2 separate regions of the Homo sapiens genome follow, and region 1 is linked to region 2. Evidence: chromatin loops called from intact Hi-C (ENCODE). Cell type or tissue: gastrocnemius medialis. All regions are shown on one strand. Links, peaks and the distances in the headings refer to the core of each region. The heading gives the core; the rest is flanking DNA. Region 1 overlaps ITM2B (integral membrane protein 2B). Region 2 overlaps LINC01077 (long intergenic non-protein coding RNA 1077).

What was found. Peaks named below come from ENCODE experiments on the same cell type or tissue, not always from the same donor. Only the 100,000 strongest peaks of a DNase experiment are listed, where the experiment ranks them.
Region 1: it touches region 2 in a loop (3-fold over the local background); 37 of 110 quality-filtered maps call a loop at or near these places.

The regions. Positions count from the first base shown.
Region 1 is chr13:48,235,157-48,245,237 of GRCh38, reverse strand. The region is part of intron 1 of ITM2B (integral membrane protein 2B); the gene reads right to left. Among named protein-coding and RNA genes, the nearest start is that of ITM2B, 7.0 kb to the right of the region's middle. RefSeq lists enhancers at 3,437-3,937, 9,132-9,719. In gastrocnemius medialis, for the core only: no CTCF peak of the experiment used is centred there; DNase peaks (open chromatin) are centred at 8,477 and 9,537; H3K4me3 peaks cover 2,338 bases; H3K27ac peaks cover 2,500 bases.
Region 2 is chr13:48,564,247-48,574,327 of GRCh38, reverse strand. It overlaps LINC01077 (long intergenic non-protein coding RNA 1077), which reads left to right. Exons shown (of 2, transcript NR_170270.1): 2 at 5,981-6,730. Among named protein-coding and RNA genes, the nearest start is that of LINC00462, 12 kb to the left of the region's middle. In gastrocnemius medialis, for the core only: no CTCF peak of the experiment used is centred there; a DNase peak (open chromatin) is centred at 3,927; H3K4me3 peaks cover 198 bases; H3K27ac peaks cover 2,500 bases.

The DNA.
Region 1 (10,081 bases), core at 7,426-9,925, 330 kb after region 2:
TTTCCTGCCTCAGCCTTCCGAGTAGCTGGGATTACAGGCACATGCCACCAGGCCCAGCTAACTGTTGTATTTTCAGTAGAGACGGGATCTCACCATGTTGGCCAGGCTGGTCTCGAACTCCTGACCTCAAGTGATCCGCCCGCCTCAGCCTCCCAAAGTGCTGGGATTACAGGCATGAGCCACTGCACCCGGCCTTGTATCCGTTTTATAAAGTGAAATTTTAGCAGAATTTCAAATTCATATTGGTGAGTAAAAGGCACTGGGATAGCAAAAAGCCTAGATTAGCACAAACAGGTAAATGTTCATAAACAACAGCATTATATACAAATGTTATTTATTGTTAATAATATCCTTTACCGGGATAAATTGGTGAAGACAGATTTTCTCTACCACTGGCTGAATGAAACTCCACATTGTTACCAGTATCAACAGTTTCCCTAAAAATTTTAAGCACAATTCGAATGCTCTAATTTTATATAATTCATTATAAAATTCAGTGTCAAGATTAAAGAAAAAAAAGAACAAACCTGTTCTAGACTCACTTTTATATAAATGCTGGCTTTTAATGTCTTTCAACAAGATAATTATACATTCATATTCAAATATGGGTAATTTCATTTAAAATGCAGAACTTTTGGTAAGAAAATTCCAAGTATATTCATCTGAAAGTATAACATAATTTAAATGTGGATAGTTAAGAGAAAATTTCTGTCCAAGTTTGGAATTCTAAATGTTAAACAAGATGACTACTAGAAAAAATAGTTCTAAAGATCAGGAATACTTGTCTCTCTACATGTGAGAAGTGCTTTGATCCTATGAGCCCTACTGCCTAGCACTGAAGGCATGTGCAGTAAAAACTCAGTGGTAATATTGAATGTTGCTCCCTTACTCCACCACTCTCCTGGCTCTTGGATCCAGCGGTGTGATTTTCTTCTAAGAATAAATATAGGCATTTAAATAGGTTGTGACTAATTTGGTTTTCATAACTGGTTGGTCTTCCCTAGCTACACAATGTTTCTTGAAAGCTGGGGTGTTTAGCAATTTTTAAATTCCAGGTATAGTACCTGGCTATCCAGTAGGTGCTTCTGAATATATGATCAATACAGTTCTCAGGAATAGATCCCCTATGGAAGTACCATGAAGGTAGTTTAATCCAATACATCATTTACAGATAAATATGAGGCCCAGAGAAGTAAAATTATTTATGTAATATCACAGAGCTAATAAAGTCTGAATATTATCTTGACTCTATGTGCTGCTTAAGGAAACTGACTCAAACAGCTTAGGCAAATTAACTCTGGTAATAAATGAAGTGACAGACACCATGTCACACTTGGATAATACTCCTAACCAGAAACCACATAGCCTGATTTTTTTTATTAAATATATATACTTTTTAATTAATTAATTAATTTTTTTTTGAGACAGGGTCTTGCTCTGTCACCCCAGCTAGAGTGTAATAGTGCAATCACGGCTCACTGCAGCCTCAACCTCCTGGGCTCAAGTGATCCTCCTACCTCAGCCTCCCAAGTAGCTGGGACTACAGATGTGCACCACCACACATGGCTAATTTTTAAATTTTTTTGTGGAGGTGGAGGTCTCACTATGTTGCCCAGGCTGTTCTTAAGCAATTCTCCTGCCTCAGCCTCCCAAAGTGCTGGAATTATAGACGTGAGCCACCATGCCCGGCCCACAGCATGAATTTCTACTGTTGTAAAAGGTTTACTTAAATTGACCCACACTAATAAGCCCTACATGTGTGAACTATTACAAAGGCAGTAATATTACTTTTAATATGTTGTCAAAATTAATAGGGCTTTTCTCTGTTGTTCAACAAATTACAAAGGATGGTAGCAAAAAGTATTAAAATCACATACATGTGAACTTAAAACAATAAAGGAAAATAACTAAGGCACACCAGCACATAAGCATTTCAACATAAATGAAAAAGGCAACATATTAATTACAAAAATGAAACTTTTTTAAGTTAGTTGGAGTAATAATGCCACAAAGCAAAACTACAAAGTTGGTAATGAGTTGCCTCTAAAATTCCTCATGAAGGAGACAATCTTGGAACTTTGAAGAGGACGATCAGAGGATGCCTCATCAATCTTTCTAGACCATCCTGTCTGATCTTAAATTAATGCTAATGGTAATTCAGATGGTTTCCATTATTATCCATTATTAATTATCATTAAGTCAATTTTTAATGTAAAAGGAAATATTCTAACAAATCTTTAAAAAGCTATCAAGATAGCTAAGTTGAAGTTCTAATATTGATTTCCAGTGAAATGTTTGTTTACTTCCTCCTGAAAGCTCAATAAAGCGACAGTAAAGGGATAAAACAAATAAACCTTAAGCCACAAAGAATGAAAATGAATGACAGCAGACAAGTCATGTCAATAAAAATGTTGAAAGCTGAAAGCATAAAAGAAAAAAGAAAAAAAAGATATAAGGAGAAAATCACCAGCCTGTAGACAACCAAAGGGGGAAAAAAAGTCATGTACAAACAAGGAATCAGAATGGCATCACATTAGAAGATAATGGAGCAATGCCATCAAAATGCTGAGAGAAAAATGAATGCTAACCTAGAATTTTACACCCAGATAAATTATCAAATATGAGGATGGAATAACGATTCTGAGACACGTAAGATTTTTTAAAAATTTATCTTTTTCTTCAGATTTATGAAACTGTAGATCTAGCATGTGATAAAGACAAAGGCAATTCTTCCAAGATGATTATGACTCTCAGGACATTTGTATGAGTGCAACCAGTCTGGAATAGAAAACTAATGAATGATGGGCAAGAAATCATCAAAAAAAAAAGAAAGAAAGAAAGAAAGAAACTTGGTAAGTTACCTGGTGAGTTTGAAGACACAGAAAGACAATTATACTGCTGTCAGAGTCTGAGGAATGAATGAGCAGTAAGTATGTAGAAAATTAAGGAACCCTCTCTCCTGCCCCAAGAAGCATGATCAAATTCAGGGAAAATAAAAAGTTGTTATACAAGAATGGAAGTAAAATAAAAGTATACTACAATACTCAAATGTAACTAATGTTTATGTTAATTATAATAAAAAACACTAAATATCAATTTAACCAGAAATTGCTAGAACAGGAGAAGAGATCATGTGTGCAGTGTGTAAATATTCAGAAAAAGCTAAATATTCACCTTCCATGTAGCTATTATCAATAGGTATTATCTAAAACTGCAAAAAATAAAACAAATGAAAACAAACCATGAAACAGCAGTATAAGCAAATATTTAGAATAGATGTTCTGCAAATGTGGTCCAGGAACACACCCGTTCAGGGGGTCCACAAGGTCAAACTTTTTTCATAATAAAACTAAGACTGTGTTAGTTTAAATAATAAAACTGTCATTTTCACTTTCATTCTCTCGCTATGTTTATATACAATAAAAATTGTACAGTGCAATTTTCCAGAAGCTAAGCACCATATCACAACAGACTGAATGAAGAATTTGATAGGAAAATCCGGCTATCTTCTATTAAGCTATTCAATAAAGGGCACTGCCGAATGTAAAACAATGTTACTGTTAGTCTTCTTAAATCTTTTTGGTTATTTGGAAATATATATAACCTACATAAAGCAAAAGCTCTTTGGGATCCTGAACAATTTTTAAGACTATAAAGGAGTTCTCAGAGCAAAATGTTTAACAACCACTGATTTAGAGAAATAGGGAGTTAAAAGAGAAACATGGAGGGCCAGGTGCTATGGCTCAGCCTGTAATCCCAGCACTTTGAGAGGCCGAGGTGGGTGGACCACTTGAGGTCAGGAGTTCCAGACCAGCCTGGTCAACATGGTGAAACCCCGTCTTTACTAAAAATACAAAAATTAGCTGGGAGTGGTGGTGGGCACCTGTAATCCCAGCTACTCGGGAGACTGAGGCAGGAGAATCACTTGAACCTGGGAGGCGGAAGTTGCAGTGAGCCGAGATCATGCCACTGCACTCGAGCCTGGGTGACAGAGCAAGACTCTGCTGCCCGCCGCACCACGCCCTACTGGGGCAAAAAGTGAGAAACATGGAGTTAAGATCGCCATGTATGGTTGGGCAGGTTGTTTCCAGTACAAGGATGCCAGGCCAAGGGAATCAGTAGGTCTAGAAACCAACTGATGCTCTATTCTCCAAACCACCAGAGAGGGGATCTTTTTCTAAATTGCACAAAGGCAGAAGAGGGTCTAGTGGTCACCATGGTAATAAAAGACCATAAGAAGCTAATAAGTGAATATGATTGCTTTGAATTAATCTATGGGGAGAAAAATTAGAATAGTGGTTACCTCTAAGGAGAACAAATTGTAAAAGGACACAAGATAACTTTCTGAGTTGATAACAATGTTCAGCTTGATTGGGAGTTAGAGCCCAGGTATACAGACTTAAAATTATCTAACTGTACACTCATGATCTATGCATTTTACTGTATACAATGATGCTACAATTTTTTTAAAGTATGTTCCTCTGACATAGGGCAGGACTATATATTTGCATATTAAAATTTAGTATTACTTTGGTAAAACTCAAATTCTATTAACACCTATTATGTAATGAATAAATAACATTTTTAAATGAAATCGGTACAGCTACTGAATCCTAAGGGTTTTTATGTTGCAGGAATCAATCTTTACCAGAATGCCTTGCTGTGAAAAAAGTACCAACAATATTGTTACTGACATGTGAGGCAGGGATAAGCAGTAACAGTAATATAAGAAGTAATATTCCAAAACAAGAATGATGAGGAGAGAAAACTGGGACTTTAATAATAGTAGTTGATCAAGAGGTCAGGAGTTCGAGACCAACCGGGCCAACATGGTGAAACCCCGTCTCTATTAAAAATACAAAAAATTAGCCAGGCATAGTGGCAGGTGCCTGTAATCCCAGCTACTTGGGAAGCTGAGGCAGGAGAATCACTTGAACCCGGGAGGCAGAGGCTGCAGTGAGCCAAGATCACACCATTGCATTCCTGCCTGGGTGACAGGGCAAGACTGTTTCTCAACAAAAAAATAAATAAAAATAACAGTAGCTGAAATCTACTAATTTTTAACTCTGTTCCAGGCATTGTGCTATTATTGTTACAGATTATTATTTTCCCTATTTTGCTGATGAAAAAACTGAGACACAGAGAACTGAAGTAACTTACCCAAGGTATCAAAGTAAGTGATAGAGACAAAATTTAAATCTTTTGAAGAATGACTGTATAACCTGAATTCTGCTAGTGCTGCTGCTTCCTGAATAGCAGCAGCCCCTCCCCAACAATTCAGTGAGGGTACTGGGCAAAAAGGAGAAATATCATTCCTTTGATATTTTTCCCAACCATTAAAAAATATAAAAATCATTCTTACCCCATGGGCTACAGAAAAACAGCAGGCAGGCAGTATTTGAAGATATAGGCTATAATTTGCCAGTCCTGCGTTCCACTTTAAAGGAGATTATAAAATAGTGGCCCATGCCTTCAGTGTTTTGGGCTAAAATTGTTGTATAAATTAAAATAGTACTGATTTTTAGCTTGCCTTGGAAAATTGGAGGATCCAGCAACACTGGACTCATGTTTTAAAAATGAAAACCAAGAATATTCTTTTGTTTTTTGAGACAGAGTCTTGCTGTGTCACCCAGGCTGGAATGCAATGGCGCAATCTCAGCTCACTGCAGCCTCCATCTCCCAGATTCAAGCGATTCTCCTGTTTCAGCCTCCCAAAAAGCTGGAATCACAGGCGCATGCCACCACGCCTGGCTAATTTTTGTTTTAGTAGAGACAGAATTTTGCTATGTTGGCCAGGCTTATCTCGAACTCCTGACCTCAGGTGATCCACCAGCCTCAGTATCCCAAAGTGCTGGGATTACAGGCGGTGGCTTGCGCCTGGCAGGAAAACCAAGAATATTCTTACTTGTTTCATATGCAAAAAGTCCAGCTTCAACAATTCATCTGCTTCAGCCCAGGAGACACTGAATTTGCCTTCTCTGCTTAAGATGCCTAGCACGGCCCTAGGTAAAACTGATAGACAGGAAATTTTATGTCCCAGTATTAAAGGGAGGAAAAAATGAATTGGATAAAGTTATATAAAATGAAAAACTGAAAACTGATAATGCAAAGCTAAATAGACTAGCTCTCAAAAATCATTTTCCCCAGCATAAAAATGGGTCTGCTTTTGGATACTGCAGAGATTCAAGTGATTTAATTAACAATGCATCTTTTAAAATTTTTATATAAAATAATTTAAAACATTATAATCATATATAAGCAGAGAAAATAGTTAAGACTTAAGCTTTATCCTTAACTCATTCTGAAAACAAACAACTTTTAAAAATAATTTGCATCTTGACTGCTCTGCCTATGCAGTACCATTCTTTTACTCCTTTACTTTCTTAATAAACTTGCTTTCACTAAAAAAAAATAATAATTTGAGCCTTAAAGTTAATCATTCAAATAAACACAAAAATCCACCAAACTTGTTTTTTAAAGTATGAAATTCAACTATGCCAAAAACGGTTTATGCAAATATTTCAAAATTTCAAAGTACAAAATATCCACCACCATACTTAGTATCACTTTCCCAAATAAACGTCCAGGATATTTAACTCAGAAGTGGTATTATATATAAGCTGTGAAAATTTTATTTCTCTTTTGTCGTACTTATGTTAGTTCAACATCATAAAATTATTGCTGGTAACTTATCAGTACTGAAAGATAAAACATTAAGTGAAAAATCAGAATATATCTCTACCATAAAAACAAGGGTAATTTCCTCATCGCTACAACTCAAGATTCAAACTTTTCTGTTTAAGAATAAAAAGTCTACGTTCATTCTTACCTGATTTTTCCCCAAGTACAATTATAGAAATACTGCAAAAAGTTTTTTCCTCTAATAAAAGAGCTTAAAGAATGCACAATAATTTAAAATAATCTTGTTCATTCAATTGTTGATAACACTTATAAAATGAGGTTGTATTGTAGATCTCCTTAAAGCTATTAAAAATATGTGTTGTAAGTACTAATTAAAAGGGATAATCACAATTAAGTGGAAATTTTTCAAAAATGATGTCCTTAGTGTTATAATTTCCAATTTTCAACTTTCAGCTGTCTACTTTGGAAAAGACTTTCATTGTGAAGCACAGCTCCAGTGTTAATATTTTGTATATCATTTAGGCAAAAATCACCTCATTCAGAAATTCAGAATTGTCAAATCCTTTAACAGGTTTCAGTAACGGTCTAAAGTCCTTAATTTCTTTTCCTTTAGTCTTTAAGCTCTAATAAAATGCCACGTTTGCCAAAAAATTTAAGAGGATGATTTTACTGGTAACCCAAAAAGATTTTTTTTTCTGAGTCTTCCTTTACTGACACTGACATACAAAGCAGTACAAGAAGCTTTAGTTAAATCTAGGAATTCAGGAAGTAGTATTTCCTTTTGGAAAAAGAATGTGGGTTTTGAATAGACACGCCAGACATTTAAGTTATGGTATGATAAAACTAAGAGAAATAAAATCTCCCCCAATGACTACTTAGTACATGTTTCTATGTACATTTACCCACAAGTCAAGATTTGGAAATGCATAATAAACACCTTGTAAGTCAAATTCTAAATTAATTTAAATAGGCCTGTAACATAAACGTATTTGAGATATTTCTGCTTAAAAAATACTTCCAGTCACATAAACCTTTTATATGTCAGAGTTGAATTCCATGAGGTCACTCAGGCTTATTATGCCAAGTATATTATACTCATTTCTGTCTAGTTGGGAAGACTACAATCCTGTGCAATATGCAACCTTGCACACCCAATATGCTACAGCAGTGTCCTGTCAGGGATGTGTACACAGGAGGTCCTGCCAAGGCATTTGGGATGCACAGACGCAATTCATTTATTTCCCAGCACTAAACCCTCAATTCAGATATTAATATCCTCATGGAGAACCAAAATGTAATGTAAAAGTTTCACTGGCCAATATCTGCAAACACGGAATTACATAACTAGGTAATAAGATGCACTTTGGTTAAAGAGAACCAAGCTCTCAATCCCTTGAGAGCATTATATCAACATTATAGTAAATGGCCAGCCATGCATTTTATGTCCCTTCTCCTCACTCCCCAAAAAACACACAAACAAAACCACCACCACAAACGAAAAGCTTAATTATCAAAACCTTCAGTCTTGATTGTGTGAATAGGGAAAACCAGAAAGGGTAAAGAACCAGGGTCTAAACAGCCATTTGTCATGGGTAACTCAAAACTTTTACTGGGTGAGTCGGCCTTCACTTTCTCTCTTGCACTCACCCTGCCACTATTTTCTCTCCTATATCAGCACTTTACTTTTCTCTCTCCTTTTAAAGAATATCTACAAAGTGGGGTAGAGAGAAAGCAACACTATTTGTCAGCAAAACAACTTGCAGGGATACATATGAAGCAAGCTTAAGCTATTCTGTGGCCTGATACTGGAAAAGGGGTTTCATAAGCAGGCATTGCAACAAAGAGGTGCTGACAACTTCACTGTTCACTGTGAGGTAAACAGAAGTGACAATGTGCTTTATTACATAATACCTCTACCCATCTCCTTTCTCTTTGACCCACTGCTACTTGATATGAGGGAAGAATGTAACATGTTAAACACCAAAAGGAAGAAAGGGAATAGTCTGGTTAGAGTGAGGAGGTAGTTGCTATTTTTCACAATTAAAACAATTTAATGTCTGCCAAATATAATTATGTAATCCTAGCATCTTCATAGATTTTTGAAACTGGAAGAATCCTTACAGGCCATCTGGTCCTACCCTCTCATCTTACAGACAGAAAACCTAAAAATTTAAGCCCAAGATCAAGTAGTTATGTAATGACAAAACTGGGACTTCTGATACAGTACATCAAGTATTTTGTTATCTGCAAATATAAAACAATTTCCCAAGGTTCAAAGTATTGCCACAAAAATATATGAATTGTTGCCTATAGCATAAAACATGTATATAATTTCAAATTCACTTCTGCTACCCAAAATACATCCCATCTTTGCTGTCTCTATAGCTCTAAGAGCTTTATGCCTACTAGGAGAGGAGGAAGGTGAAAACAATTAAGGGGAAAATGCAGGAAAAGAATAAACAGCAAGCTAGTTGAGATAAAACTATCAATAGAAATGGCTGTTAGGATTAATAGCTGCTGAAAAGATAAGACTGAAAAATGGGGTAATAGAACTGTTTCTGGAGAGTTCTCACCCTGCAGAAGAAAAAAATAGAAAGACAGGAGCAATGTAAAAGTACTGGAATGCATGTTATATAAGCCAGCTGATTAGAGTGATCAGAATTCTTGTGGCATAAGGTAACAGAATCTGCATTTTAAAACCAGAGCAGGTGGTCCCTAAGAGCACATTTTGGAAAACAATGGTCTGCGGGATATTGTGATCTGGGAGGGTTAAAGATAAGAAAAATTCTTGTTCAGGAGTTCTAGGCCATTAACTAGCTTGGTTTGATTCTTTCAACCAACCAGGCAAAGGAAATGCCCTCGGCAAAACACATTAAGGCTGATTCTGTTCCCAGTCCAGGCAGTCAGACAAGGTGGCTGCCACAGAGCCACCCGCAAGGAGCCAGAGAACATTATGTAATCACTGCCCAAGCTCTGAAATGAAGAGATCAGAACTTCTTTCACAAAAGTCTGTCATTAAGGTTTTCCTTTTCCCGTTAAGCGACTGACTGATTATAAGGATTCTACTTTTAATGTAGAGAAATATTTTGTCATCCCCTAAAGAAGTCTTTCAGCTTATAGCTGGAAAAAGAATTAGTCATTTTTTATCTACCAACTCATCCGTGACTGCTGGGTGGTTTACAAAGACGACTCTGGCCCTCACTCTTTAGTCCCAGTAGTATTTTTCTTTGGATATGGAGGATCTGAGAAAATAAAAAATGGAAAACAAAGCACGGAGCTACCAATGATTACTTATAGCTGCAATGACCACAAAATTTAAATATGGTGAACTCGTGAGCAATTTTGAGAATCTGGCAGAGTCACTATTTCAGAAATGACAAAAATTGTCAGAAGTCAGATTTAATGGTGCTCAGCAAATGTAATTCTGATGTTTGTCCAG
Region 2 (10,081 bases), core at 2,760-5,259:
CTTAGAAGGGCTGGCGCAAGTGAGGGCCCTGCCATGTAAGTTTCATTTCCTCTAGTTGGTACTCAGGCAGGAAACAGGCAAATGTGCCAGTCCCTCCACGATGATGGGAACCATTGTACACCTCTGCCCTGAGGATCCCAGGAGCTTGAGGACAGTGAAGGGACAGGGCTGGCATCTGGCTCCCCAAAGCTGACCTTAGCTATGTGACTTGAGCAGGGTGAGTTGGGGGCAAGGAAAGAACATTCATATCAGTATCACCCTGGGAGTGCTTTCCCTGCCTGCTGGCAAAGGATGTAGTGTGAGTGTGTATGTGTGTGTGTGTGATGGGAGAGGGCAAGAAAGAAAGGAAAAGCCATCTAACTTTTCTGATCCTCAAAAGCTACTAGTAGTCACCAAAGGTCTCTTCTGACATTGAATCTTAGTTTCCCATCACCAAAGTAATCAACTTATTTATGTATGACCATTTTTTCTAAACACAGCCATTTCTCCTTTATGTGCATGTATGTATGCATTCTGTGAATTGTAACCACAACAGACTACCACAAATAGCACTTTGGATCTGCCTCTCCCATCATCAGTTGTATGTTCAAAAGAAATAAAAGTTAATATTACTGGTAGACCAAGTAAAATATAAATCAACTGGTGGATCAGTTTAAGGCAGAAAGGTAACATAACATATCCCATAGCCAAACAGAAATTATTCTTGAAAATCCCCTGTTTGCTTCGGGCTCTTGGAGGAAGAAACATTTTTAGAGGCCTACTTTGTGCCATTCATATTGTCTCCTTTAATCCTCACAATACTCCTGGGAGGAAGTATTTTTATTCATATTTTGCAGATGATGACACAAGACCATAGTGGAAAAGAATAGCAGGAAGTGTTGGGCCTGAACGAGACGACACAGATAACAAGGGTCGTGTAACCCTCAAGCTTGTTTTTTCGCTACTCTAGATTGACAACTGAAAACCCCATAGCCTCAAGTTCCCCTGATGGCCGGAGTCCTCCTCACCTAAGTGCTCAGCAGGCAGAACTGTCACACTGCGCACCTGGGACCTGACTGGAAGCAAAGAGAAGCTATTCTTCAGAACCCAGCAAAACACCTTCCTTGGACTTTATAGGCACCTCAGTGTTTGCTGACTGAGCCAGGCAACTGATCAACATATTTCATTATTTTCCTGAAGAATTACCACTACCCTTTGAGGTGAACCCCTAAGCTGGGATGGTTAGTAGAAAACTTATTTTAGAAGTACCTTAAAGCTCCATTTTGCAAACTCTACATTAAGGAGCATGGAAGGTCAATTGTGCCAAGTATGGGGTGCACTAAATCTCAGAATTCATCCCTATATAATTCATCCATATAACCAAAAACCACTTGTGCCCCAAAAGCTACTGAAATATGTGTATATAATATAATACACACACACTTTTTTTTTTTTGGACCCAGGGTCTCATTCTATCACCCAGGCTGGAGTGAAGTGCCACAATCACAGCTCACTGCACCCTTGACCTCCCAGGCTCAAGTGATCTTCCCACCTCAGCCTCCTGAGTGGCTGAGACTACAGGCACATGCCACCATGCCTGGCAAATTTTTGTATTCTTTGTGTAGAGACAGGGCTCTGCCATGTTGCCCAGCCTAGCCTCCAATTCCTGGGCTCAAGCAATCCTCCTGCCTCGGCCCCCTGAAGTGCTGGGAGTACAGGAAAAAAATATTAAAAAAAAAAACCAAAAAAGAAATATAGGCCAGACGTGGTGGCTGATGCCTGTAATCCCAGCACTTTGGGAGGCCAAGGTGGGCAGATCACCTGAGGTCAGGAGTTCAAGACCAGCCTGGCCAACATGGTGAAACCCTGTCTCTACTAAAAATACAAAAATTAGCTGTGTGTGGTGGCGGGCACCTGTAATCCCAGCTACTTGGGAGGATGAAGCAGAGAGAATTGCTTGAACCCAGGAGGCAGACATTGCAGTGAGCCGAGATCACGCCACTGTACTCCCAGCCTGGGTGACAGAGCAAGACTGTCTCACAAAAAAAAAAAAAAAAAAAAAGAGAGAGAGAGAGAGAGAAGTATAAAAAAGAAAAAGAAAAAAAAAAAACCTCCTCTAAATTCTGTCATCCAGAGACAAATACTGTTAACATTTTGATGAATATCCTTCTGGATATTTCTCTATGCATCTACATTATTATCTATCTAAAAAAGTACGAATGAATGTTCCATTTTCTCCAACATCTTTGGAGTCCTTTAAAGTGTTCAAAAGGCCTATTGAGCATTTTCCATATTGACCTAATGAAATAATGAAAAAGAGTATTTGTCTACTTATTTATCCATCTACATATTATTCCCTATAAAAACTGCTGTTGGATTTAAAAGAATAGTGCCACATATGATTATTTTTTTAAAAAAAAGTTCTCATTTTTTAGCCATTTTAAATAAATACAAGCAACGTTTTCACTCTGTACTCCTAGAAACCAGTCAGCCAAACTTTGGCTTCCTCTCTGAGTTCACATATCTGAGAGGAAAGTTGATACTTCTTGCCTGCATGCCTGGGAGTTGTTTCAAAATGAAACCAGAACATTCCTAGTCTGCAGGCAGCTGCGGTAGCCACAGACAACTGGAAATTATTCAGTTTCAGTGAAATAGGTTAGAGACTCTCCCAGCACCCCACACACAAACAGAGGGGTGCATGGATTCTTTTAAAATGAAGACTCAGGGGTCCATGACCGCAGTTACAGAGTAGCAACCCTCCTGGGGCTGTTTGCTGTCTGTGGAGTGGGCGGTGTGGGGCCTCAGGAGAGGAAGGGGCCTGGGGTACTAGCCTTTTGATTCTGCCAAAACTTTAGAGACATTTCTCGAAGAACAAGCACACTATCTCTTTCTGTCTCTCTCAAAAATAAAAAATAAAATAAAAGAATTACATAAAACACATGGCAGGAAATGAAGGCTGTTGGGTTTTCTCCCACAATCTCGTGTAGATATTTTAGGCTCTGTGGCAGACAGAATGTCCTCCATCTGTCTGTGCTATTCACCATGCCCGACCCATGCCTTCAAGCTTCAAGCTTCGGATAACTTTTCTTTTCTTTTTTTTTTTTTTTTTTCTGAATTATGGTCTCACTCTGTCACTCAGGCTGGAGTGCAGTAGCACAATCATAGCTCACTGCAGCCCTCATCTCCCCAGGCTCAGATGATCCTCCTGCCTCAGCGTCTAGAGTAGGTGGGATTATAGGCATGCACGCGCATGCCTAGCTAATTTTTTAAATTTTTAATAGAGATGAGGTATCCCTATGTTGCCCAGGCTGGTCTTGTACTTCTGAGCTCAAGCGATCCTGCTGCCTTGGCCTCCCAAAGCGCTGGAATTACATGTGAGTGTTTTTAATGACTTTTTAAATGACAAAAATAATCATCACTTATGAGTGACATCTTTCTCTTGGGCAGCACAAAGAGTTATATCCTTCTGGTTAGCCCTGACCTTTCCCTAAATTTCATTCCACACAGGACTGTCGCATGGCCGTCGGTGCCTGTGTCTCCCCGTCTCCAAGCCTCCTCTCTCCCTCCCAGTGCCCCGTCATCTTCATCCCACTAGAAGCCCAAGCCTCTTCTAGTGACCCTACATTCTCAGAGCCCCGAAGCAGAGAACAGAAGCTGCTTCTACAGCCGCTCCAGACCCAGAGGCCAGACCTCACTTGTGAGCTGTTTACAAACACAGGGTCCTAGAGCCCATCTCAGACAGACCTGCTAAATTGGAACCTGCATTCTGATGAGACTTTAAGTATGTGAAGCACTGGTCTATATCATTCTCCTGGGGCATAGTTTGAGCTTTGTCTCCTCAAACTTGCATGTGACCTGGGACAGGTCAGAACACATCTCTCGGGCCTCATTTTCTCATTTGTGGGGAGGAGGAAGTAAAGCCACTCCAGGGGACAGTGTGATAAACAGAGCAGGCTGTGGAGTCTGGCCGCCTGTTGCACCACTAGGTCAAGTGACCCAAACTCTCTATGCCTCATTCTACTCATCTGCAAGATACCAACAGTAAGTACCCAACTGTTAGGGCTGTCACATGAAGGTGGAGTGAGAACATCTGTATTCATTTCCAATGGCTGCTGTAAAAAAAATTACTATAAATGTAGTAGCTAAAAACAACACAAATTTTTTAATCTTCCAGTTCTGGAGGTCAGAAGTCTGAACTGGGTTTTGCTGGGCTAAGATCAAGGTATCAGCAGGGCCAGGAGGGTCTAGGGGAGAATCTATTTCCTTGCTTTTCTAGCTCCTGGAGGCTGCCTGCATTGCTTTGGCCTGTGGCCCTCTTCCATCTCAAAAACTGCAGTGACCAGTCAAGTTCTCAAATCACATCACATCACATCACTCCAACATGTGCTCCTGTCCTTTCAGCTCCTTCTGTGACTTGCCTGCCTGCCACTGTTACCTGCAAGGATGCTGTGATGACATGGGGCCCACCTGGATAATCCAGGACACTCTTCCCACCTCACAGTCAGCTGGTTAGCAATCTTAGTTTCTCCATTGCCTCGTAACATAGAATATTTATAGACTACAGGGATTGGGGTATAGAGGTCTCTAGGGGGCCATTGTTCTACCCACCACACATAAAAGGACTGCTTCTGTGCCTGGCAAGTAGCACATGATAAATGTCAGCTGTTTTTCTTGTGTTCTGTGATTCTGAAGACAGCCTGCCCCACCACACAGGAGCAGAGCACTGGACTAGCTTTGTTTTTGCAATGAAGTGACCAAGACATTGTCAGTAGAAGCTTTCTCTTGTTCTGTCTTGTCTTACGCTCTCTAACTTTGGCTGCTGTGGCTGGACACACACGAATGTGTCTCCCTCGGCCTCTGGCAAGCCAGTCTTGGTGACCCACCCACCATTCCATGTCTGAAGATTGAGAAACCTTTATGTATTAACTATTCATGGTTGCTAAGTTATAGCCTCACTATGCAGTTATGGAATCCACTGCACCCATTTATCTGAATTCTTTCCTACAGACCACCCACTCTATTTTGTGCATTCATTCATGCGTACATGCACTCATTCATGCAGGAAATATTGAACGCTTATCATGTCCTAGGCGCTGGAGTTAACATGGTTGAGTGGTACTATCTCTGTCTCTCAGTAGAGGCCTCACTCCCTGCAGAGATGTTTTGTGAGCTACCAATGGATCCGGAGGAAAGCTGAATGTCTCTGAGTCCCCCAGGCCTTGCTTCAACAGAGCAGCGTCAAATTTTTCTGTTTTACATATTGGGGTTCTTGTAAGATTTTGTTTGAAAACAGAGCCTTCTTTCTAGTGCCTGGCACATAGTAGGCACTCATAAATGCAAATGAGTGTCTGGAGACTGCTGGCTCAGGACATCAACTGCTGACACCCTGGGATCCTCATTTCAGGCTCCTTTGTCACTAAGCCTGGAAACTCCTTTCCCCCCAGGATCTCCCTATATGTGTAACCTCCTCCTCCGACATTTATTGGCCTTCATTTCTGATTTATTTATTTATGTATTTATTGCTATTTCTGAGCCACATCTTTTGCCCTACTTCTGCTATTTCTGAAGCACATTTGGCCGTTCCTACCATCCTTCTCTCTCCTGTTAGCTAAATCCCATCTCATCATCATAATTGCATTCTACAAACTGCTGTGACGTCTCCTGCCTTCCCCAACTTCAATATCTCTCTCTCCAACCCCAGCCCACCTTTACCGGGAAAGAGGAGTCATGCTACCTTCCCCACCTCAGCCCGCCCTCTCTTCTCTTATTACCACAGGGCAGTGCAAATATCTAAGACTCTCACACAGCTCTTTGTACCCTGAGGCATTTGAAATTACTTGAATTAAGCTGCCCCATTATTTACTTTCAACAGCTTCTAATAACACTTTATATTCATAGTTCTTTAGAGTTTGCAAAGCTCTTTGACATTATCACATTTAATTTGAGCCTCAAACGCCCTTATGAGGTAAGCAAGAACATGACTTTTATTTTTGTTTTACAGGGAAGGAAACAGCCTCAAAGGGAACCAATGCTTTGCCCAAGGACACTTGGCACTAAAGCGGAAAAACTGGCCCCAAACCCAGATTTTCTCAAGTCCAGCACTTTCTGCACCGTGTGTTGGGCCTCAATTTCAAAGATGACAAAGCTTCAGGACCTGTTTCAGTTTTGTCTTACGAATGGATTTGGCAAAGAAGGCAGTACAGTTAATCCTGGCTGCAACTGCTGGAAAATTTGCTACACCCTCCTCAGTGCTAGCTGTGTATTGAATTTGGAACCTCAAACAAAGCTTGATAGAAGGAAGACAAAAAAGCTTCCGTTTACATTCCATTTTGGTTCCCCATTTGACTTCAAAGAAAGGAAAGAGAAGGAGGAAATTCACATTTTTGTCATTGTTACAGTCACTTTAATTATGCAACGTTTTGTTATGAAACACAGTTTTCTTTTTATGAAATAGTGCAGCCCTTTGGAAGCAGTGAAAATGCTAAGTTCAGAAAAATTTTACATGGCACACCATTGATCTGCATGATGATAGAAGGATAATTAAGATGCTGTATCTTAATTATCTGGTAGCAGAAATATGAGTCTCCTAGTCTCAAGACTTCAAACAGTAAGCAGTGGACTGTACAAGATCACGAGGCAGTCATCCCCTCTCTGCTCTGTTCCCTCTCCTCTACAATCCTTGGAGAAAGCTGTATAGGTTGGGTTGTCCTCAAAACCTTAGACATATGTGAAATACACAGGATTTTGGAAAGTGGTGTTTTTGTTTGTTTGTTTTTTAAGGTACTAAAAGAAATAAGAGATTGTACCTTCTGAGTCAGGCAAAATGAATGGAAACTGTTGAAAGCTCCTTAGGAAAAGGGATCACGGTAAAAGCTAATCAGGCTTCACATCAGCTTTCCCTTACTGGGTCACTTTAGGAGCAAAATAAGAAATAAATGATTACAAACTTGAACATGAGTCAAGAACCACTCCTGACTAGGGATCACTGATTTGAGTTAAAGAATGTAGAACGCCTTTCCATTAAAGGAAAAACTCTTTGGTTTTGAATTGGGAACAGGGGATTCAGTAAGATTCAGTCACAATTTAAATAAATATGTATTCTAACTATCTCTACTAAAGGGGCCAAGAAGCAGTAATATCTCAGTAGCAATGGACACATCTGATACCCAGATTTTGGTTTCTAAATATCATTGCACTGGGCATCTTGGAGAAACTGAATAGGTTCAGGGCTAGGAGAGAGAAAGTACAAGGTAAGCCTGTTCTGTACCAGAAAGTAGAAAAACATTCAAAGACCTATAGGTTTACGTAAAAAAAAGACATAAGATCTTGCAGGCCCAAACAGGGATAAGTGGCTCCCTGAGGAAGGAATCTAATGGACAGAAACAACTCTACCCACCAGTCATGTGGTTAATGTTATGTAAATGATGCTTTTGAAGCCACTTAAACCATACAAAGTTTTCTTTTCTTTTTTTTTTTTTTTTAAGAGTTTTGCTCTTGTTGCCAAGGTTGGAGTGCAATGGCGTGATCTCGGCTCACGGCAACCTCTGCCTGCCGGGTTCAAGCGATTCTCCTGCCTCGGCCTCCTGAGTAGTTGGGATTACAGGCATGTGCCGCCACCACACCTGGCTAATTTTTTGCATTTTTAGTAGAGATGGGGTTTTGCCATGTTAGCCAGGATGGTCTCGATCTCCCAACCTCAGGTGATCCGCCCACCTTGGCCTCCCAAAGTGCTGGGATTACAGGCTGAGCCACCGTGCCCAGCCTATAAAGTCTTAAATACCCCAAATTAATCTTGGTCTTCTTTGTATATTCATTCTCCTCTTTCTTGCTCATAAGATTAGGTACTTAGTTTATATTTATGGATTTGATTTAGTTTTTTATTGTTTTTTTTTTTTTTCATTGAAAGGGACTTTTGGAAAGTAACCAATTATTTGATCATATAAATAATCACCTTGAGGGTTATCTGTTTTCCAACTTTAGATTTTCCTATACTGGATTTCCTAAAAGCAAAGAATATACACTGTACTCATATATGTACGTGTATATTACAGAACTAAAAACTATAAGTGGTGGTGTATGAAGTTTATAAATGAATTTAGGTAATTAATGGGAAAATTAGAATGAAGTTCCAAACATATTGCAATTTGTTTAATAGATGTTTGATTCAGACATCACCTAAAGTTTTATATTGTATTGTAAATATATTGAATAAGCTTTAATAACGAGTACAATTGAATTAAACATATAAAGTTTCTCTCCATCATCCCCTAACGCACTCCCCACAGAAGACTTACAGGCCTCATAATAACTAAGGGCCTGTGTGTCACAGACCCTAGGACACAAAAGGCAGGAATATCTTTGATGAGATTATCACTCTCTAGTACCTCCTCCGAAATCTGGAGAATCCACCTGCAGTACCTCTGAGATGAAGGACATTTTGATTTGATGTGGCAAAGTCAGATGAGCCACATGAAATTTCAAGAATACATTTCTCACGTTCCCAGTTGCAAGCATACCTGTGAAATATAGCCTAATAGATGGAATGTTACCTGAAGCCTACAGAAATTAAAGGCTGATGCCTCATGTTGTCCCTGGGCTAAATCTGTGGTCCTCAGAAGACTGACCTCACCAGCATGCCTCATCTGGGGCACACGCACATGCACACTCACACTCATGCTAACACACTCACACATACCTATGTTTCCCACTCCCTGCTCTGGCTGATCGAGTTGCTTGTGTGCAGACTGTTTCATCATTGCAACTACTACTTGTTTTCTGGTCTGTACCTTGGCTAACTTGAGGAGAGCCACTTTTTTCTGTGTGCAGATATGAGAAAAAGCCTGAATTCTTCCTTCTGGTTGAATTAGTGACTACAGGAGTTTCTTACACTCTACCTAAGATCGGTGAAATAATCCAAGAATTACCCGACTCAGGTGCAGTTTGGTGGCCTCTGGCCATGCACATTGGATTGGGTACCTTAAATCATGGCCTAGCAGCTCCATCTCAGTCAGGGAGTTTCCTGACCCCAGGCTTGGCGTATGGGAGGCCTTATTTATCTGGTCAACCTTCCAACTCTCTAGGAACAGAGCTGTTCCTCCCCTAAAAAGGCATACCACAGAAATCATCTGTCCACACCAAATGTTTATTGATTTTATCCTTATAATGCTCATCAGGGTTTCTCAGCTTCAGCACTATTGACATGTCGGACTGGGTGACTGTCGTTGGGGGCTTTCCTGTGCATTGAAAGATGATTAGCAGCACCTCTGACCTCTACTCACTGAATGCCAGCAGACCTTCCAAAGTTGTGACAACCAAAAATGTCTCCAGGAATTGCCAAATGTCTCCTGAGAGACAAACTCATCCATGAATAGATACACTGATATACACAAATAATATTGTTCAAATTGGCTAACCATCTTGGGTTACAATCACCTGAAATCTGTACAATCGTCTTACCATTTCATGCTTAGCAATTACCTACATTATCATAAGGCAGGTATCAACTACATTTTAAAAAGCAGAAAATATTGAGTGGTCATAACAGTTTGAGCTATCATAGTCTTGGTCTTAAACTGTATTCCTACTTCCTCTAGTCAAATATATCTGTGACTTTTTTAGGCCCCTTTTTCCCCTCACAATACTCAATTCTAAGATAAACTGCAGTGCGCATTTGTTTTTATTTTCTCTTGCCTAAAGAAAGGACACAGGACAAAGTTACTGATAACTCCAAGTTGCAGAGTCAGTATTTGTAAAACCTCTCAAAGTGTCTCTTATCACTGTTATAATACAGCAGGTCAGCAGTCAAAAGAGGAAAGGAAACAGGGAAAGATGATCTTTTTAAACTGGTGTAAACATCCTTCTTTATTTGCCATGGCCCCTTATTATCATCACTTTTCCTTAGCTGGGACATTATTGCCAATTTCTCCAGAGATAAGATAGCATTTATTTATCATTATTTCTACATAAGAAACTTGAGGACATTGTGTTTTTCTGCCTTTGAAGTAGCAATTTCATTTTCAATCTCTCTCCAAGATGCTGATGGGCAACTGTATATCCTATCTTCCCTTGGGCACTTTTACCAACAAACCGTCTAAAACACTAG